Linked DNA regions of Homo sapiens: region 1 is linked to region 2. The links are chromatin loops, found by intact Hi-C in ENCODE. Cell type or tissue: Caco-2. All regions are shown on one strand. Each heading gives the region's core, and the rest is flanking DNA. Links, peaks and the distances in the headings are about the cores only. Region 1 overlaps ELAPOR1 (endosome-lysosome associated apoptosis and autophagy regulator 1). Region 2 overlaps ELAPOR1 (endosome-lysosome associated apoptosis and autophagy regulator 1).

The links. A loop is a pair of places that touch in the nucleus more often than their neighbours do. Peaks named below come from ENCODE experiments on the same cell type or tissue, not always from the same donor. Only the 100,000 strongest peaks of a DNase experiment are listed, where the experiment ranks them.
Region 1: it touches region 2 in a loop (4-fold over the local background); 4 of 110 quality-filtered maps call a loop at or near these places.

The regions. Positions count from the first base shown.
Region 1 is chr1:109,128,171-109,139,171 of GRCh38, reverse strand. The region is part of intron 1 of ELAPOR1 (endosome-lysosome associated apoptosis and autophagy regulator 1); the gene reads right to left. Among named protein-coding and RNA genes, the nearest start is that of ELAPOR1, 20 kb to the right of the region's middle. In Caco-2, for the core only: no CTCF peak of the experiment used is centred there; a DNase peak (open chromatin) is centred at 4,581.
Region 2 is chr1:109,187,375-109,198,375 of GRCh38, reverse strand. ELAPOR1 (endosome-lysosome associated apoptosis and autophagy regulator 1) reads right to left here. Exons shown (of 22, transcript NM_020775.5): 9 at 10,022-10,199; 10 at 9,182-9,310; 11 at 8,694-8,784; 12 at 6,905-7,010; 13 at 6,513-6,650; 14 at 5,502-5,765; 15 at 3,782-3,955; 16 at 722-902; 17 at 301-397. Among named protein-coding and RNA genes, the nearest start is that of SARS1, 21 kb to the left of the region's middle. RefSeq lists enhancers at 1-1,039, 4,252-4,461. In Caco-2, for the core only: a CTCF peak has its summit at 4,534 (motif pointing right); a DNase peak (open chromatin) is centred at 4,555.

The sequences.
Region 1 (11,001 bases), core at 1,496-9,495, 59 kb after region 2:
GCCATGTTACCCAGGCTGGTCTCTAATTCCTGGGCTCAAGTGATCCACCTGTCTCAGCCTCCCAAAGTGCTGGGATTACAGTCATGAGCCACCGCGCCCAGCCACGAGGTAACTTTAGTAGTAAGTTCCAAGGCAACAGGGGCTACTTCCTAGGAGGAGAACTAGGGGGCCAGGACAGGGGTAGGAGGGATACTTACGCTTCATTCTGTACCCCTTATACTTTTAAAATTGATTACCATGTGGATGAATTACCTATTTAAAAATTTGTTTTAAATTAAGTTTTGAAAAAAATTTTAACGTCTCTTTTAGGGAGAAGATTCTTTTTTTTTTTTTTTTTGAGATGGAGTTTCACTCTTGTTGCCCAGGCTAGAGTGCAATGGCGTGATCTCGGCTCACCGCAACCAAGGAGAAGATCCTTTAGCAGGACACTCAGAGCTGGGACTATGGGGAGAAGGCTGAAGCAGCATTTCACCACCCTGGGCAGGACCTGACACCGTCATTGGGTTTCTCATTTGACTCTGACCCAGGGGAGAAAGTGTTCCTTCATGAGAACATTAGGAAATCAGGAAGTTTTAGCCTGCTGCTGCTGCTGCTGCTGCTGGTGGGGAGGGAGGAGGTGATAGAAACAGTTTTTCATACTGTGTTTGACATTTTATCTAGGCCTCACAAAGGGATCTTATCAGCTGTGGACACACCTGTGATATATGAGCGCTCCGAGCCATAGAGGCCAAATAGACACCTGGGCAGGTGCCTCTGTGTCCTGTAAAATGAAAACTGTGCCAGTGACTGGTGTGGCTATGGTTATCTGTATCACGTTTGTGAAGGAAACACCGAATAAAAACACAGGCCATTCTCTGGGACAAAAACGCACCCTCAGCCATCACCAAGTGTCACCAATTGAGATTCTCACCCAGCCTCTGCCATCACCAGGTGAACTGGAGATGTGTGAGTGGAGAATCATCTCTAAAATGTCAGGCTTCCTCTGGTCAACCTGATCTTAAGGGCAAACAGAAGCCAGGCTCTTGCTTAAGCAGGTTCAGCTGTAACCTGGGGCCACGCTCTGGGGGCAGGGTTGGGTGGAGGTGTACCTGAGTAGGTGCTTTCAGAAGAGATTCCCACTAGTTGATAAAGTTTCTGCACCAGCAAAGTCCTTTCACTGTCCCATACAGCTGGAATGTAGTCTTTCTAGGCCTCAGCTAACTTGACCTTCATTCTAGAAACAGCTAAGGAATTAGAAAAGTTTGTATACTTTGTGAAGAAAAGAATGAAGATCTTTCTTGTGTCCCTTTATACTTTTTGGATTGATTACTATGTGGGTTACTTGTTAAAAAATAAATAAATTTAGGCCGGGCGCGGTGGCTCACGCCTGTAATCCCAGCACTTTGGGGGGCCGAGGCGGGCAGATCACCTGAGGTCGGGAGTTTGAGATCAGCATGACCAACATGGAGAAACCCCGTCTCTACTAAAAATACAAAATTAGCCGGGGGTGGTGGCGCATGCCTGTAATCCCAGCTACTTAGGAAGGCTGAGGCAGGAGAATCGCTTGAACCCAGGAGGCAGAGGTTGCAGTGAGCCGAGATTGCACCATTGCACTCCAGCCTGGGCAACAAGAGCGAAACTCCGCCTCAAAAAATAAAATAAAATAAAATAAATAAATAAATAAATTTAGGTCGGGTGTGGTGGCTTACATTTGTAATCCCAGCACTTTGGGCGGCCGAGGCGGGCAGATCACTTGAGGTCAGGAGTTCGAGACCAGTCTAGCCAACATAGAGAAACCCCATTTCTACTAAAAATACAAAAATTAGCTGGGCGTCATGGTGCATGCCTGTAGTCCCAGCTACTTGGGAGGCTGAGGCAGGAAAATCCCTTGAGCCCAGGAGGCGGAGGTTGCAGTGAGCCGAGATCACACCACTACACTCCAGCCTGGGCAACAGAGTGAGACACCATCTCAAAATAAATAAATAAATAATCAAATATTTTAAAAAATTATCACCTTGCCTTTATCACTTACCCCTCCAGAGTGACATGGGTTTGCAACTGAAACTCTAAGTAAAAGCATCAGAAGAGGGCATTATACCTGCTCCCTTACCCCACAGAATGCCCTGCCTGGTCCCCTTCACCCCTCAAACTCACCAGTCCTGGCTGAAGTGCCCTTTTCCCCGTCCTTTGTGATATGGCCCCTAATCCTTCTGGCCGGTGGGAGCTCCCCTCCTCCACAACGGATATGGGGCAAAGATCACAAACTGCCTTGCTATGTTGTTACTGTTCAGTTCTCCTGGTCCCAGTTAGATGGTAAATTATTTGACTCACGTGTGTCTGTGACTTAAACGTCTAAATGTGCTTTGCCTGCAAACAGACACTCCATGACTATTTTGAAGAATTCCCTGATAGATGGACACACGGTCAGAGGCTGTTGCTAACTGAGAGGTTTAAATATCTAGAGACACAGGAGTTCGTTATTTTCAGGGTATTTAGCAGTAATTATACCTACAATTAATTTTTTTAAATCACAAGCACAATAAAGAGATGTGTGGGATTAAAAACTGGAAGTCCTCCTTCACCTCTCCTCAATGTGCCCTGTTCGCGAGGGATGTTCTACCTCACGGTGCCTGCATTCGTCTTTCAGGGCTGCTGTAACAAAGTGCCACAGACTGGGTGGCTTTGAACAATAGAAATTTGTTGTCGCACAGTTCTGGATGCCAGAAGCCCAAAATCAAGGTGTTGGCAGGGCTGGTTCCTTCGGAAGCCACAAGGGAGAATCTGGCCCCTGCTTCTGCCCTGGCTTCGGGGGACAGCCAGCCATCCTTGATTTCCTTGGCTTGTGGCAGCATAACTCCAACTCTCACACAGCATTTTCCCTGTGCATTCGTCTCTGTCCAAACTTCCCCCTTTTTATAAGGACCCTGGTCATACTGGATGAGGGCCTAACCTAATGATCTCATTGTAACTTGACTACATCCGCAAAGACCCCATTTCCAAATAAGGTCTCATTCTGAGGTGCTGGGGCACACAGCGGGTACTCTAAGGTACATATGAACTTTTGAAGGACACAATTGAACTCAAAACAGTACCTGTACCTCAAATTTTCCATCTAGATAAGGGGAGAAGCATAGCTCTTTGTTCCATGCTGTGAAATTTGAGAATTACTTCTTAGACCAAAAAAAAGAAAAAAAGAAAAGAAAAGCAGAATCATGTTACCTCCTTGAAGGAAATAAAATTAATGTTTATTGGGCATCCCTCATGGTCCTTGGACTTTGAACATTTTATCTCTTTAATTTTCATATCCACCCAGAGATCCTTGACATCAAAGACTGTCTCGTCCCACCACCCAGCTCAGGGCCTGGCACTGCAGGATTTGTAGAATCAATGAACTCTATGGAGTAGATATGATTTCCCCCATTTTAAAAGTGAAGAAACCAGTTAAGAGATATTCAGTCATATGCCCCCAGTCACACAGCTGGTATATAAGCTACGGATTTAGGATTGAAACCCAAGCCTGCCTTTCTTCAAAGCTCTTGTACTTTCCATAAAGCTTAAACCAATGGTTCCCAAAGTGTGGTTTCAGGACCTGTGGGGGCAGCAGCAGCAGCAGTAGCCCCTGGAGACTTGTTAGAAATTTGAATTCTTGGAGCTGGGCACGGTGGCTCACACCTGTAATCCCAGCACTTTGGGAGGCCAGGGTGGGCGGATCGCAAGGCCAGGAGTTGGAGACCAGCCAGCCTGGTCATGTGGTGAAACCGTTTCTACTAAAAATACAAAAATTAGCCAGGTGTGGTGGCACGTGCCTGTAATCCTAGCTACTGGGGAGGCTGAGGCAGGAGAATCGCTTGAACCCAGGAGGTGGAAGTTGCAGTGAGCCGAGATCCCGCAACTTCACTCTAGCCTCGGGGACAGAGCGAGACTCCATCTCAAAAGAAAAAAAAAAGAAATTTGAATTCTTAGGCCTCTCTCACTGACCCATTGAATCAGAATCTCTGGAGTAGGCCTACCAATCTGGGTTTTAGAAAGCCCTCCAGGGGATGCTGATACCTACTGCAGTTTGGGAACCCTGCTCTAAACCAGGAAGCTGCCTGGGAAAAGGCAAGAGTAGGTGTGGAGTTAAAGATTAGCTTGGTCATTATTTTTTCTTTTGAGTCACCTGCGTAGTTGCCAGATTTCCAGAAATCTTACCTTGTCCTCCAACCATTATTGCCATTATTTATGCTGAAAAATTACATGATCCCATGATTTTTTTTAAAGAGAGGGAGGAGAGAGAGAAGACTGCCTGGAGGCAATTACTTAAATCCATTCTTTCTTCAAGTTTCTTTCCTCTGCTGGAAATGATGAGACCTCCTATGGGCAGCCCTGATGAGAATTCCCAAGTTCAGCTTCAGCCTTCCCACCTAGCAAGGAGAACTAGCTGTCCTCTCTAGGATAAGACTGGCAAGATGTTGTTAAAGCCTCCAGAGGGCTTCAAAGTTGTAATGACGAAGGTGAAACCAGCTCAGCTCCGCAGGGCTTTATCTACACAAGCAGGAAAGAAACGGCAAAAGCAGCAGGTGCAGCAGCCGCCTGAGCAGCCACGGTTTCTTATCAGTAGGCCAACGGGGCACTGCCATAAAAGCTGGCTGTTCACTGGACAGATGTTCTTTTTTATGTTACACAGAGGGCCAGGACTAAGCTTTGCAGGAATAACCTGGTTTTAGAGGAAGCTACTTTTCTTCTTGGGGGTCTTGGTGGCGGAAGAGAGCAGCCAGATGCCAGCCAGAGGGGAGAGGCCCACAGCCCTGTGAGGTCAAGAAGCCCACACCAGGGCTTCACCATTGGGCTCCACCTGGAGAACCTATGAGGCTTTGCAGAGTAAAATCTGAAAACACCCAAAGCTATGGCAATAGGAGGAAGCAGTGCCATTGAGTCGCCTTCAATGTTTCCTCCGGGAAACTGTGATATTGACCACTGTGAAAAGGAGAGGTGAGGCTGGCAGGAGTGGATTTGGAGAAAAGAACAGAATCTAAAGGAGAACACTCAAGCACAAGCCATTTGCCTAAGTTCACTTTCTCAGGTGGCTTCTGCTACAAGGAATAAAAGGAAGTGCTCCTTTATACAGTACTGAAAGTGTTAACAGCACTCCTCTGCCCCCTCCCACTTCCGCCCACCCATGACCAGGCACTGACAGTTCCCCTGGGCCAGGCTGGCGCAACATCACTGGGAACAGGAGTCCACATTAGCACCTCACACTTTGCCAAAGTAGAAATGGCCTGGATCCAAAAGTGAAATTTGGTGGAAGAAATTAAGACAGGATGCCATTCTCCCTAATTTTCAGGAAGGCCTCAGATGATCCTTCTGCTTTTTAGCAGGCACAGGAGGAAACAGGACAAATCTTGCCATTTCTTTATTTTTATGCCCACTGATAAACAAGCTATCTATTTCCTCCCACTCTAAGTAGTGCCAACTTCTATAATGGTTCATAGACAGTAATTAAACATATCCCCTGCTATTCCAATTTGAGACAAAAGAAAATTACCCTGGCCTAAAAAATAAGATAGATTCCACTTCTACTTCACACATATATGATGGAGAAATAATAATCATTGATCCCATAATAATCTCGGTAGATACTGGGAGATAATATCCGGAGATACTACAGTCTCAGTAACCATAGTAACTAATTGGTGAATCTCTCTGCAATGTCTTCCTCTAATGTTGCTTGTCTTTTCCATTCTCATGCCACAGACAGACCATCAGTACATCTTTCTGTTGCACCTGCCTGCTAAATGATTTTCCCATGTTTTTTTTCATGGGCTGTGAGCACTACATATTCTAATTTTTTTTTTTTTGGCTTCTACTTTGGCCACTAGAAAGCTCAGGGTCAAGTTTCCAGTCCATTTGCTTATATAGCATTCATATATTCATGTAATGATTCTTTCTGCATTTGTCATTCTAAGTTGTACTTTTTTTTCTTTGAGACAAGGTCTTGCTCTGTCACTCAGGCTGGAGTGCAGTGGTGCAATCAGAGCTCACCGCACCCTCAACCTCCCAGGCTCAAGGGAGCCTCCCACCTCAGCCTCCCAAGTTACTGGGACCACAGACATAAGCCACCATGCCTGGTTAATTTTTATATTTTTTGTAGAGACAGGGTTTTGCCATGTTGCCCGGGCTGGTCTTCAGCTCCTGGACTCAAGTGGTCCTCCTGCCTCGGCCTCACAAAATGCTGGGATTACAGGCATGAACCACCATACCTGATCCTAAGTTGTATTTTTTTCTGCCATAATTTTTATTTTATATTTAGATTTTACTATTTTGACGGAGGTATTTCCTAAAAACCGAAGTCCTTGTAGATAGGGGCACAATTAATTCATTAGTTAATTAAGACCATTCATGGTTTGATCCTTGCCTTCCTCTCCCACCTTATTTCTAACTGTGGTCTCCTTCCTTCTGTCTCTGCTCCTCCCATTACACTGGCCTTCCTTGGGTCCTTTGTACTCATCTCAGGGCCTTTGCCTGTGCTGATCCCTACCCTTGCATGGCTTATTACTTCTGGACATTCTTCAGGCCTCGCTCAGTTATCATTGTCTCAGAAGAGTTCCCTGAACTTTTGGCTTAAGTCAAATCCCCTAATATGTGCTCTCATTGCACCATGTACCTTTCTTTGTAGCACTGTCAAAGTTGTCATTTTATCCTTATATGATTTGATTAATATGTACCTCTCCCATTAGACTACAAGCTCTCTATAAATAATGCCTGGCAGGCTGGGTGCGGTAGCCCACAGCTGTAGTCCCAGCACTTTGGGAGGCCGAGGTGGGCAGATCATGAGGTCAGGATTTCGAGACCAGCCTGGCCAACATGGTGAAACCCCATCTCTGCTAAAAATACAAAAATTAGCGGGATGTGGTGGCGGATGCCTGTAATCCAAGCTGTTCAAGAAGATGAGGCAGGAGAATTGCTTGAGCCCAGGAGGCGGAGGTTGCAGTGAGCTGAGATCATGCCATTGCACTCTAGCCTGGGTGACAGAGCAAGATTCAGTCTCAAAAAAAAAAGCCTGGTTGGTCTGCAATAAATTTTGAATAAATGAATAAGTTCATATACACAAAGATATTAGTTCCTCTGGCTCCATTTTTTTCTGTTGTCCAAAACAAGTATCTAAGCATATCACTCCCCTGCTCAAAAAACACAAGTCATTCTCCAGTGTGTTCATAATCAAGTCTAATCTTTCTCCTTACCACATTCTCCAAGGGCCTCCAAGTCTGGCCTCAAACTCTTCCTTTTCTCCCCCTTCCATTAAAGTGACCCTGGACAACCTGACATTCCCACCTACAAGTCCTACACATTCCCATCTCCAGGCACAAATGTCCCTCTTCAATGACCTGCCCAGGAACTACTCTATACCAGGGGTTGGGCTAAGATTTGGGTACTGCCCTAGGCCCTCAGATGCCTCCGGCCCCTGAAGCTTTCTCTGATTTCTTCAGTTTCCCTCTTAGAGTTGCAAACGCAAAGCCCTCTGTTTATATTCACTTTTATCTCTTATATACGTGCATTATATTTACAGACTATTCCCTTTCCCTCACTAACCTGTAAACCCCTCGAGGGCAAGCACTGGACCAATTCATTCCAAATTCCCAGCTTCAAGTACAGCACCTGGCACACTGCGAGTGCTCAAAATGATTATTTTATTAACAAATAATAATAATAACATGGAGATTTAAGAACGTCCACTGCCGGAAACTAGACCAACAGCTAAAGGAATGGATGCTTTCATTATACGCCATGGTGTGGTTCTCCTTTCAACAGGAATTAGAGCTTCATCCTCCTCCCCTGGAAGGTGCACTGAATTTCGTGACTTGCTTTTGATGAACAGAATGTGGTAAAAGTGACAGTGTGTGACCTCTGAGATTGAGTCATAAAAGGCATGGTGGCATCTTCCTTGCTCTCTCTCTGATTACCTGCTCTGGAGGAAGCTGGCTGCTATGTCATAAAAACACTTAAGCAGCCCAATGGAGGAGGCCATGCTTGAGGAACCAAGGCCCCTGCCATAGCTGTGTGAGTGAACCATCTTGGAACTGGATCTTCAAGTTCCAAACAAGCTTTTGGATGACTGCAGCCCTGGAGGACATCTTGACTGTAACCTCCTAAGAGACTCTGAGCCAGAATCACCCAGCTAAACTGCTCCTGAATTCCTGTCCACAGAAATTGTGAGATAGTAAGTATTTGGTATTTATTTTTAGAGAGAGAGTCTTGCTATGCGGCCCAGGTTGGTCTCAAACTCCTGGGCACAAGTGATCCTCCTGCCTCAGCCTCCCGAGTAGCTGAGACTACAGATTTACGTCACCATGTCCAGCTAATATTAATAAATGTTTGTTATTTTAAGCTGCTAAGTTTTAGGGTAATTTGTTAGGAAGCAATAGGTAACTAAAATATGCATTAATAGTTAAACCATTTTGAAAAAGATTATAGTTTTTAATTCCCATTATTGGGCCAAAGGAGATTTCTGTCTCATGAGTAGCTGATTTTACAAGGTTAATAACTCTATTTTTAAAATATTGATATGCTGGCCGGGTGCAGTGCTTGCACTTGTAATCCTAGCACTTTGGGAGGCCGAGGTGCCAGGATCACTTGAGCTCAAGAGTTGGAGACCAGCCTGGGCAACAGAGTGAGCCCTTGTCTCTATTTTCAATAAAAATAAATATATATATAATTTTAAAAATAAAATAAAATATTGATATGCTATTCTTTCCACCTGAGAGACTCTATATATTTTTAGTTCTTATCTAAATTTTAGTACTTCTTTGAAGCCCTCCGTGACTCTTACTCCTTCTGTGAAGCTCTCCTTAACCACTCCAACCCATACAAATAATTTTTCTCTGCTCATTGGCACTTTGGCACTTGATAACCATAACAGCTTCTACTTATTGAGTCTATACTACGTGCCGGTGCACTGGGTTGTATAGTGTCCCTCCAAAATTCCTGCCCACCCTGGAGCTCAGAATGTAATCTTCTTTGGAACAGTGTCTTTGCAGATATAGTTAGTCAAGATGAAGTCCTAATGGATTAGGATGGGCCCAAATTTCAAGGCCTTATGCCATGAGAAGACCCAGAGACACACACAAGAGGAAGGCCATGTAACAGTGAAGTCAGAGGTTGGAGTGATGGAGCTGTAAGCCAAGAAAGGCCAAGGATTGCTGGCAACCACCAGAGGCTGGAAGAGGCAAGGAAGGTTCTTCCCTAGAACCTTCAGAGGGTGCATGGCCCTGCTGGCACTTTGGTTTTAGACTCCTGGCTTGCAGAACACAAGGAAATAAATTTCTGTTGCTTTAAACCACCCAGTTTGTGATACTTTGTTGAGGCAGCCCAAGGTAACTAATATAACTAGTGCACGTCTTATTTCTCCTTTCTAATTTTCACAGTGGTCCTTCAAATTAAATAGGATTAGCTCCTTTGGTAAGTGAGATGCTGAGATTCAGCAGTTTGCCTGAGTCTTACAGTGAGGGAAGCTCCAACTGGGGTATGAAGCCCGTCTCCAGAGGCTGCGCTCTGTCCACTGCTCCTTCCCAACTGGCCTCATTCTATCATGCACTTGATCTCTGTAACTGCTGGCAACCACTTGTTCCCTTAAAGGCTGTGTGTTCCATCAAAGTTGGGTTTTTTGCGTGTGTTTTTGTTTTGTTTTGTTTCGTTGGTTTTTTTGAGACGGAGTCTCACTCTGTCGCCCAGGCTGGAGGGCAATGGCACCATCTCGGCTCACTGCAACCTCCACTTCCTGGATTCAAGCTAGTGAATCCTGCCTCAGCCTCCCGGGTAGCTAGGATTACAGGCGTGTGCCACCACGCCCAGCTAATTTTTGTATTTTTAGTAGAGACGGGGTTTCACCATGTTGGCCAGGCTGGTCTCGAACTCCTGACCTCAGGTTATCCACCCGCCTAGGCCTCCCAAAGTGCTGGGATTACAGGTGTGAGCCACCGCTCCCAGGCCAAAGTTGGTTTTATATCATATAATTCTTCTATGTCTCTTTCAGTCCATTATGTTTAATAAATACTTAATGAGGGGTTTATTTTAAATTTCAGAGGATTAAAAATTAAAACTATAAGAGGAAAAATAACTATTTGGTAAAAACATGACAAATGACCCATGAGCCCCAGAGGCAATCTGTCACTGACATCTTCAAACTGTAAAATACTCTGATGATTACTTTCTTAAATGTATCCCAGAATGAGCTACAGGTAGATGTTAAATGTTCAGGGCTCAGGTTCTCAGTCTAACCTTTAAGAAACTGATGATTTCTCTTATTTAATAAGCTGGGAAATGGCACTCTATGGAGATAATATCCTTGGTCTTGGGCAACAGAAAATGAGAGAATTTGCAGAGTGGTACAAAGAGCCTGTTTAGATCCACTTGGGCTCTGGTCTCAAACCTAAAGGAGAAAATTCTGAAGCATGTAAAATCTAGAAAGGGAGGTAACAAATTTTGGCTCAAAATATTCAACAACTGCTTAACAACTACCAATGTTTAAAAATTAATACTTTTTTAACCCAATGGCACAGGTTTCCTTTAGAAATAGTGAGCTCCTCTTTACCAGAAAGGCTCAGGCCTACCTGAAGATAAGCGCCCATCCAGGTATTGTAGGGGGCTGGCAAGGATGCCTTGGGACTGGATGACCACTAAGATTCACCTCAACACCAGCAATGTTATGAAGTTACAGTTTTATATCTAGGTGACACTCCCCAGAGTGGGTTACTAGCCACTCTATTTTCATGTGATTGGGATGGGAGGTCAAAGTAATTGATTTCAAGCACAAAATTAGCCAATTTCAGTTTTCCTTTATTGTTTTGCATCAGGTCAGGAAAAGGATGCCCCAATTAGCATGCAGGTTTATTACAATTAGAGTCCAATTTTTCTGTTTGCTTTTCATTTTGTATTAGCAGTAAGGTTCATACTTAGAAAACCACATTCTAGGCCTATGAAACTCAATTTATTTTATTTTTCATGCTGCATAGTTTTGTGGATCTTTTAAAAGTGCCTTTAATAAGG
Region 2 (11,001 bases), core at 1,496-9,495:
AATGCCCTGGTTTAGGAAAGTCATGGCTAGCATACACTGGAGCCTGCTTAGGCTGGAAGGGAAGTCCACTGCAGATCATCCAATATTTCTCCTTGCCTCTAGGGCAGATCTGCTCCAGTAATATCCAGGAAGCTGGGATCAGGAACTCCCAGCCCTTAGCTATCATGACTGGGCAGATCTGCTAGACCTCAGACATGTTCTGGCTTGATAAGCAGTAGGTGGCTAGAGAGGGAGGGATGCAGCAGAAATTATGGAGGAGTCCTAGGTTTCACTTGCATTAGCCTAGCCTCTCATCTTCACCTATAAAAGAAGATCACGTCCGGTATTCCCAAGGACTCCAGGTGGAAAAGTTCAGCTGGGGAGGTGATTCCATCCAGAGTCATATCTGTTGTCACCCCTGCCAAATTAGAGCTCCTAATTAGTTCTCACTAGTAGCATTAGCTGGCAACCACTTCAATTCTTCCAATACCTGTCAACATCCAACCTCACTTCATCTCATCACATCCCTGAGTGGCTTATGAAAGGGTGAAACAAGGGTTTGTCAGAGTCCCTGGGAGCACTTTGCACACAGAGTGGAATAGAAAACACAGGTCAAGAGGTTGGGCCCCTCATGTGGGGCCTTTTACCTCCCAGACTGGTAACCTCACACTCTCTTACACATACACACACACACACACACACACACACTCTCAAACAAGGCTGAGGCAGCGGAGTTACTCACCAATAAGTCGATCAGCAAGGCTGACAGGCTGTGAGGAAACCCCGGCCTTGTAGCCTGTCACCTCTGGGGGGATGATGACTGCCTGGCAGACGTAGGCTGTGATAGATTTGGAGAACCCTGACTCACCCTCAGGAATCCGGAGGTCAGTGACATTGTCGGTGCACACAGACATTTTCCTACCCTGGTTGGGGAGTGGGGAGGAAGAAGTAGGAAGAAGTGAGTGGTCACAGAGGAATTCCCAGAAGGGAATAGGGAAGGCTTTTTTACATCTAAATTTTCAGCGTTTCAATGGTATGTTGTAGGGGAATGATTCATCCCAGGTCTAATGACGAGACAGATTTGATTTTTTTGTTTTGTTTTGTCTTTTTGAGACAGAGTCTTGATCTATTGCCCGGGCTGGAGTGCAATGGTGCAATCATAGCTCACTAAAGCCTTGAACTCCTGGGCTCAAGTGATCCTCCTGCCTCAGCCTCCTAAGTAGCTGGAACCGCAGGTTAATTTTTTTTTTTTTTTTTCGTAAAGATAGGGCCTCTCTGTGTTGTTCAGGCTGGTCTTGAACTCCTGGGCTCAAGCAATCTTCCTGCCTCAGTCTCCCAGAGTGTTGGGATTACAGGGGTGAGCCACTGTGCCCAGTCAACATTTTCAATGTTATAAATTTTATTATAAATGGTGCTGGCTGGGTGCAGTGACTCACACCTGTAATCCCAGCACTTCGGAAGGCCGAGGCAGGTGGATCATGAGGTCAAGAGATTGAGACCATCCTGGCCAACGTGGTGAAACCCCGTCTTTACTAAAAACACAAAAATTAGCTGGACGTGCTGGCGCATGCCTGTAGTCCCAGCTACTCGGGAGGCTGAGGCAGGAGAATCGCTTCAACCTGGGAGGCGGAGGTTGCAGTGAGCAGAGATCGTGCCACTGCACTCTAGCCTGGCAAAAGAGTGAGACTCCACCTCAAAAAAAAAAAAAGTGCTAAATCTGGTGTCTCAGCCTTTTTTTTTTTTTCTAGATTGTAGGAAGTAGATGAGCTTGAAAACTGAAGAAAACCTTTACATTACAATAAAATAGAGTTCTTTTGTCTTTGAACTAAGGATCTATCGTGTGGCAGTACATCATAAGCATTTCTAAACAGGAAAGGAGTAGATAAAAAAATACACCATTTCCCCAAATTCCCCACCTTCATTGCTCTCCATAATTCACTGAATGACACTTTTGCTACATGAAGCCTGCTTTAATCAGTCTTATTTCCTAAGTGATCATGACCTGTTACTTCTGAGGCTTCATTTTAACTTCTTCGAAGACTTCTGAAAACAAGATAGAGACACCTATCTCTAATCTTTCATAGATTAGTTTATTTCTTGACATGTTCTCTTTATAAACACCCATCGACTTCTTTGCATGCTGCAGAAGATGGGTCAGAGCTCTATGATGTAAAGGCCTTACCACCAACAGAGTCAAAGACTAGATGCTCAAGATGCTCTTTATATTGTCACTTTTTTTTTTAGATGGAGTCTTGCTGTGTTGTCCAGGCTGGAGTGCAGTGGCATGATCTTGGCTCACTGCAATCTCCGCCCCCTGGGTTCAAGTAATTCTCCTGCCTCAGCCTCCCGAGTAGCTGGGATTACAGATGTGTGCCACCATGCCGGGCTAATTTTTGTATTTTTAGTAGAAACAGGGTTTCACCATGTTGACCAGGCTGGTCTCGAACTCCAGACCTCAGGTGATCTGCCTGCCTTGGCCTCCAAATTGCTGGGATTACAGGCGTGAGCCACCATGCCCAGCCTCTTTTGTAACATTTGAAATGAACTTTCCAACTGCTAATTGTGGCTTGTTGCAATTTAATCAAGTGCAGTGGTGGGATTAACCTTTGCATTTCTGCCTTTGAATTTTGGATCTGAAATATTTGCAGCAGCATGAAATGGCTGATGGTGACAATCTTTCCTTATAAAGCATTTCATGTTACTTTCTTTCATACTGTCAGCAAAGAGACGTGTGGATGAACTAGAAACAGTTGATTTTATCCAGCCTCTAGAAAACAAGCGACAAATGCAGTGATTGCTGAAGACTGCTTTTTCAAGCAAGGGAAAAAAACCTTTCCTTCTGCATATTTCTGGGGTTTTTTTTGTTTGTTTTGTTTTTTGCTTTTTTGTTTTTTTTTTTTTTTGAGACGGAGTCTCACTCTGTCGCCCAGGCTGGAGTGTAGTGGCGTGATCTCCGCTCACTGCAAGCTCCGCCTGCCAGGTTTATGCCATTGTCCTGCCTCAGCCTCCTGAGTAGCTGGGACTACAGGTGCCCGCCACCACGCCCGGCTAATTTTTTTGTATTTTTAGTAGAGACAGGGTTTCACCGTGTTAGCCAGAATGGTCTCGATCTCCTGACCTCATGATCCACCCACCTAGGCCTCCCAAAGTGCTGGGTTTACAGGCGTGAGCCACCGCGCCTAGCCTTCCTCCTGCATATTTTTAAATAGACTCATTTTGAGGAAATAAAGGTCAGGTAAAAGAACACCTTATTTTATTTTATTTTATTGATTTTTTATTATTTTTCTGAGATGAAGTTTCACCTTTTTGCCCAGGCTGGAGTGCAATGGCGCAATCTCAGCTCACTGCAACCTCCACCTCTCAGGTTCAAGCGATTCTCCTGCCTCAGCCTCTCGAGTAGCTGGGATTACAGGCATGCACCACCACGCCCAGCTAATTTTTTTGTATTTTTAGTAGAGACGGGGTTTCTCCATATTGGTCAGGCTGGTCTCGAACTCCCCACCTCAGGTGATCCGCCCGTCTCGGCCTCCCAAAGTGCTGGGATTACAGGCGTGAGCCACCGCACCAGGCACCCGGCAAGAACACATTATTTTAAATATCTTTATTTTCTTAAGTGTTTATAATCCTGATTATTTAATTTTAGGGGAAAAAGTCCTCAGGGAGAATAATATGTAAAAACCTTTGAAGCTCCTCAACCCCCTGCTACCTGAAGGATTTCTGGTTTTCTCCTGTGTCTGTCTCTGGCTTCTGATCCATGGGCCTCCCCCATTCAATTTTCACCCTGTCAACTGGTATACCTTACCTGGTTTCCACAGAGACTGAGGGTAAAGTGATGGAAGTATTTCAGCCCTTTGGAAGTGAAGCTTGGCCCTCCAGCAAGAGTGACAGTGTTTGCCAAAGCGGAGAAGTTGTAGTTGAAAGTCCTGGTCGGAGTGTTGCGTGAGAAGGTGCAATCGTTGTAGCACAGAGAGTGGATCTGAGGGGGAGAGGGACGGGTCGGGCCAGCTGGTCAGGAAGGGCCTTGAGGGCCTGCAGCCAAGAGTAGCAGTTTTCTCCCCCGTCTGGTCCCGCCCAAATGGGGTCAAGAGGAGGAAGAAAGGATTAGGAGTGGCTAGTAAAAGAAGTGAAACAGGCACTAGTGGGATTTATGTACATTTGCCATTCAATTATTAGCACATATATGATGGACAAACCTAAATCTGTTATTGTTCAGAAGGGAGTTTGGACAAATTCTATAGCCTTATAACCCTGTGCCTAGATTATAGAAGCCTCTCAAGACACAAGAGGATCCTTTTTACTTTCCAGCAGAAGACAATGAGGCACTAACCAGAAAAGGGTATCTGAGATGGGAGAAGAGAAACTTTTCTTGCTCCCTCCTCACCCCCTCACAGTGCAAAACTCACTGAACTCTGCTTCCTGTTTCTCAGGTTCTCTGTAGGAAACTGAACTCCGAAAGGGGCTTTTCTTCCCATAAACCCATTCATTGCTCTGTTTTAGGGTCACCATTCAGCGGTAGCCGCACACAACTGTCATTCCCTCCCACAGCAGCAGAGGGAGCTCCAGGGAAGGAAGGTTGTGGCAAAAGTCCAGGGTACCCGAAAGAGGTTGCCAGGAGTCTGTAGAATCGCTGCACTTATTGCACAGATGAACTAGGCAACGTTTGCAGAGTACATATTGATAGTGCTTTACAGATGTATGTGCATGTAGTTGTGATCAGTAAAATGCAAATTCATTTAAAAGCATCGATTAATATCTAAAAGCTTTTAGTCATAAGTACTTCTCAGATGCAGAAAGTACATGGGGGCAACAACACTGCTTATCCACTTTATTTATTTATTAGTTTTTTAATGTGCCTTTATTTTTATTTATTTTTTTAATTAGAGACAGGGTCTTGCTCTGTCACCCAGGCTGGAGTGCAGTGGCACAATCACGGCTCATTACAACCTTGAACCCCGGGGCTCAAGTGATCTTCCCACCTCAGCCCCCTAAAGTGTTGGGATTACAGATGTGAGCCACTGCACCCAGCTTTTTTCCACTTAGGAAAGGAATCCTTATACTTGTAAAGCTGAGAAGCCACTGGGATAGAAGACAGCAATGCCAGTTATCATATGTCCCAGCAATGGTTGGGTTTCTATCTTTCCAAAGAAGGGGCAGATTTCCATAATAACAGGCTGGATTGAACATTTTTGAATATAAGCCACAGGCCTCACCCCACTGTTCCTTCCCTTTAGGTCTCTGCACAGATGCCAAATAACCCTCTGGACCAGACAGTCACCAACCTCTCTTACCTGCCAACTAAAGAGGAGACTTGTCAGTGACTGAGTCCTGGACCCTGGAAATTAAGCCCTGCTAACCCTCCACAGTCACAGCCTGGATGGGTGTCCTCCAGGACTCCAACCTAGGAGTATGCTAGGGGGAGCACTCGGGTATCAGCCTCTCAAGAACCCTACCCAGGACCCAGCATCTTCTGAGGTCATCCAAGCAGAGGGTCAGGTTTAGGATGCATGCCAGACTACAGGTACCTTGTTGTTCTTGGTCCCTGGACCACAGGGCACACAGGCCTGGACACCATAAGGCTGGTGGGCTTTCAGAATTGTGTTAGTGGGGCAGGAGTGGCAGGTTCCTGAATCTCGGTCAATATAGTAACCAGCAGGACAAGAGGTGCAGGAGGAGCCCACATCAGAGGCTTCTAGGGCACAGGGACGGCAGTAGGAGGCCACACCATTCATAACATTGGTGACATTGATGGAGTAGATCTTGGCAACGTCATTGGTGTACTTCCTGCTCTGGAGACAAGGAAACAAGAGGGGAGAGGGGAGAGGCCTGAGACAGCAGCAACAATTGAGGCCTCTAGAAAGAGCAAGGTACTTAATCTTCTATCCTGTGATACTTAAGAAGAATCTGAGAAGCATCTGACTCTTTTTACTCACTTACCAGTAGCTCTTCGTGTGCATTTGATGTCATTTTAAAATGAGACTGAACCATTTATAGGACATATAAAAATGTTAAGTACCATGGGGAAAATATAATATATACAGTTTTATGAAAAAAGCAAGTCTTTTCCTTATAAAAGAGAAAAAAATGTACTTGTGCAGAAACAAACAGTGTATAGGAGATTGTCCAGATGTTAACTGGTTTATCTCTGAGTAGTAGGATTATGGCTGATTTTATTTCTTATTTTTGTTTATTTTTATTTTCTGTGTCTTCTGCAATGAGCCTGTATTCCTTTGAGTTAAGAAACTAAAACCAGAGTTGTTATTATTAAAAACAACAACAAGTCTGGTAACACATGTATCAGGGCAGGGACTACAAGGAGGGCCAACTTATTTCTTATGGTGTCATCTTTCCAGGAAGTCAGCTGGACAAGACTAGGTGGTCCTCAGAGGGCTGGGTTAGGCAGTTTTCTGCTTGACCCCCTGAGATCCTTCTAACCCTCAGATTCTGAACTTCACACTCATACTTAAGCTAATGCTAGGAGTCCTCCTGGGTTCAGAGGGTCTCTCCTGGGGGTCTGAGGAAGGGGAGGAACTTACTGCCTCATGAAAAGTGGTCCTCTGGAAGGCCCAGGTGAAGCTCGTGGTAGTGTTCTCCTCAATGATGTAGGTATAGGACTGTTTGCCTTTGGAACCTTTCCACGTCTCCACAGGAGTGTTGGTCCTAGAATTCACACCCTGAACCCAGGACAGACAAGTGAAGCGGGTGCGATGGCCAGAGGGGAAGTGGGTGCCCATGTGGCTGCCATCCCAGGTGCCATCACGGTTGGTGAGACCCTTGTTAAACTGTGAAGTCCCTGCTGGTCAGTCTGGGCCTTTCCTCTGTGGAATCACTACAAGGGGGGGTGTCAGTCACGTGGACACACCAATGGGGCAGATGGGGCTAACCCTCCCCTGGAGGCCCTCTAGCGGGCAAAGAAAGGAAAACGTACCACCATGAAGTAGAGCTCACAGTTCACAGAACAGAGGGTCTCAAAGACAAATGTGATTCTGGCCACCTCTTTATTCTCTGTGTCTGCCATCACCGACTGCGGAGGTCTGTAGGGGCAGAAATTAAAAGTCAGTTCTAAAGGCCAGGCAGTGCTTATTGAAGAGCCCAGACAACAGCAGAGCGTCTGCTGGGGGACAGGGTTAAGTTCTGAGTATGATGGAAAGCGTGTGGACTAAATCCAATTCTGCCCTCCTAGCTATGTGACCTTGACCTAGCCAAACCACGGTTTCCTTATCTGTAAAATGGAGGTGATGAAATCTCTTTCTTACCTACCCCCCATCATCGCGGGGAGACCTGAAGGCATGACAGATGTGGCGGTCCTTTATAAAATGCTGTATCACCTCACTAGCAGAATATGGTCCACAGACCAGCAACATGGCCATCTCCCAGAGTTTATTAGAACTGCAGAACCTCAGGCTCCTCCCAGGCCCAGTGAATCAGAATCTGCATGTTAATACGATTCCCAGGCGATTCGTGTGCACATTTATGTTTGAGAAGCACGTCTATCATAAGACTGTAAATTGTTGACATTTACTCAGCAGCTGTCTCTCCAGCACTGGGGAGCTTTGCCGGGGTTAAAGGAGCAGAATTTGTGATCCAGCAAAGTCCTCCGTTTGGTCCTACTTTTGGGAAAGAGAGAGCCATGCCCAAGCGGGCTGGGGTAGTAGTGGGGATGGGGGATGAGGCAACACTTTACTATGACGATCAGATTTGCAAATTGGAAAGTACTTTTTGAATGTTATTCCAAAAAAAGCCTAAAAAGTTTGCTCACCTTGCAAACACAGGCTTCATTCATCTGGCTAGCTCTGAGTAATGTGTGTTAAGGGAAGGCAAACTGAGCAACATCCCAGGGATGGGAAGCAGGGACCTCGAAGAAGGAAATGAAGGTGTCAGACTGGCACTAGGGAAGCATATTCAGTGCCTGCTTCTTATCTTTAGAGCACATATGGGCAGAAGAGTTCACTTTGGCCTTGGAAATTCATTCACGGCTTTCCTTTTGGCTTTAGCCATTTGCCTGAATTCTGAGGACCTCCAGTTCTCAGCTTATCTCTATGCAGCTGTGTTAACCAGCGGGCTGGAAAAGCCATCTGAACCTCAGTTAGTCTTAAATCACACACTGTTTTTATGGATGAGGGGCCCGAAGCCTGAACAGGTGAAGTGACTTTTCCTAAGGTCGCACGGCCAGTAAGCGGCAAAGCACAAGTGCCCTGTCTTCCAGTCTGGTGTTCCTTCCACCACACCACACTGCCAGGAGGTGTGTGTGTGTGTGTGCGTGTTTGTTTGTTTGTTTAGTGGGAAACAAATTTCGTGTTGCCCTAGGTCTTCCTGGGATATGGGGACAAATACAGTAAGAATAATCCTTCCCAATCTTCTTGCCCCAAATAAAGATGAACTGTCTATGGGCATTTCTGACCCCATTATTTTTTATTTTTATTTTTTTTCTAATCTTAAGTGATGCTGTGAGGAGGAAGAATTTGAATAGCACGTGACTAATGGCTGGGAGAAGCTATACGGGAGAGAGAGCAGTCGGTAAATCAACATGGGCAGCAACTTGAAAAACGTGATAGCATTGGGTTACCTCGGTCAAACTGTACCCTCTGTTCTCAACTGACATTTGAAATGAAATGAAACACAACCCCGGAAGCCCTCTCCTCTACAATATTCCAAAATACGTGGGATTCGGATATGGCCAAGCTGGCCTGGACTCCCCTGGGCTTTGGATTCCTCACCTAAATCCTGGCACAACCAGAGTGAGAATCATGAAGTCATTGTCTGAGGCTCCAGCAGCTGTGTAAATGTGATCACCAGCCACCTCCCAGCCTGAAAAGGAAAGAGGAGAGTTAATGCCTTGTGCTCTTGGGTGCAAGGCAAATGTGCACCCAGATGACACTCTGGAAGGGAGGTTTGACACCATCTTTTGAGGCGCCCAGAACCACCACTGAACATGAACCGTGTTACTTATCCTGCCACTTTGGTCAAAAACCCTGAAGCTCTCAGAGCAAGACCTTTGAAGTGCACGCTCATGTTTCTAGCTCTGTTCCTTCCTCTAAAGCTGTCTTGGCAGAACATATGTCCATGAGGAGTGGAACTTTCAAGGGAATGCATGACATGGTTAGCTTATTTTTCTCAGACATCACTATTATGAAGAAATGTGAAGTTGGAAGAACTGAGGGTGTGCAGGGAGCTGACAGCTCATGGCACAGGGAGAGGCAATTACCTGTCATGCCCTTGTACTCGAAGTTGATCCCACTGAGAACGGTCGTTTCCATGTTTGTGGGCAGCGTGTTCCACCATTTGTATTCAAATCCCACAGCAGGTTCAGTCCCTGCAGGGCAGCGGGTACAGTCTGGGGAACCACAAACAAGATCCATGCATTCAGTGGGAAGGCTGCAGTCACTCTGACTGGAGCTGCTGCCACACAGACAAGTTGCAACAGTAGCGGGCAGCCCAGAAGCCTGGCTGCTGAGTACTGCTGCAGGAAGTTGTATCAAGTTGACTCAAAAACATTCTGACAATGTATTTAACTCAAGATGTAAACACTGAGCCTTCATTCCAATATGCCAACCATCCTATTTGCCCACCCCAATTTCCATTTCAAAACTTAAATGTACCTTCTAGTCTGATACATATAGTTCATATTATTGTCATATTATCATTAAATGCTTTCATTTTAACAGGTACTCAAATCCCCCCAAGGCAGCATGGCTTATAGGTTTTGGTTGTGTGGGGTTGGTCATCCCAGCCCTGTAAGCCTAGTCAGCATCTCTGCCATATGCTGGAAGCCCTGCTTTGAGGATTGGGCACCTTCAGTCCTGAGTCACATTTGCAGTTGGAGCAAGGAGGAAGGAAGGCAGCCTCAAGTATGACTCTGACCTGCAGACGAGGCCAGCCCTGACCTCTCTTCTCCTGAATTTAGTCCTCAAAGGTGGCCTGGTCCTTATTCCTTACTGCCTCCCTTGGAAGGGCAGAGTCTGCATTCAGCTGGCCACTGTTAGTGCCCACACAGCCCACCCACACAGTCGATGTGCTGCAGAGAGTGGGGTGGTGAGGAGGTTACCTGAGCCATTGGAGTAGGAACCATATGGGCAGGGCTGGCAGGTGCTGTTGTTGGTTTTGAAGAAGCCTGGGTTGCAGGGTGGGCAGTGGGTCTTCACACCAGAGGCAGGCAGCTTCACTGCCCCCTCAAGGTCCTCGCTACAGATTTTCGGCTTGGCCCATTTGTACATGAGTTGTGTCTGCAGAAATGGATTAAGCACAACTCAGCCTGTGTGAGATTTAGGACATCTTTGGGACTCTACCTTGAGGATAGGGGCTGGGGGCAGAGATCCAGATTCTGGGCCAGGTAAGAGCTCCTCTGGGGTGGGGAACTTTGTGTGGCTCACGGATGTATCCCAAGCACCTAGCCCAGTGCCTGAGTCATGGTTGTGTTCAATCACTATCTGCCAAATGAATGTTGCCTGGGTGACAAGGAATAGCTCTAATGAAGACTTTATGACAGAGAATGTGGGACCAGTTGTCTTAGAGAAAGCTCCGATTCCACTGTAGAATCTTATTGCTACCAAGGTCACAGGAAAAGCAGCTGGTGAAAATCCCAGAACACAGAAAGGCACAAGGGTGGAGGTGGCTCAGATGTCCCCCGGGGACTGAGGGGGTGGCTGAGATGTCCCCACTTATTTTTTGAGTGGTACATTCTTTGCTCTTTTATTTATTGGGTAAATCCTAATGCATCTATGTGCCAGACCTGGTGTCTCAGAGATGAATGAAACATGGCCCCTGCATTGGGTACAGAAGTGGAGATGACCCGCAGGAGACCCCGGCTGAGTCAGGGGTGAAGGTGGGCAGCTCCATTCTTCCCATGTGGCCCTCAGATCGAGTCACAGACAAAAACGTGCCCTTATAGGTTGAACTGAGGGGTTGATGAACATGATCTGTGCAGATACCATACATATGAAAAGAAGGATGAATAAGGCCTCTGTCCATATTTTTCAAGATAAGAAACAAGTCCTTAAGGAGGGACACAGACTGCCTTAACTGATG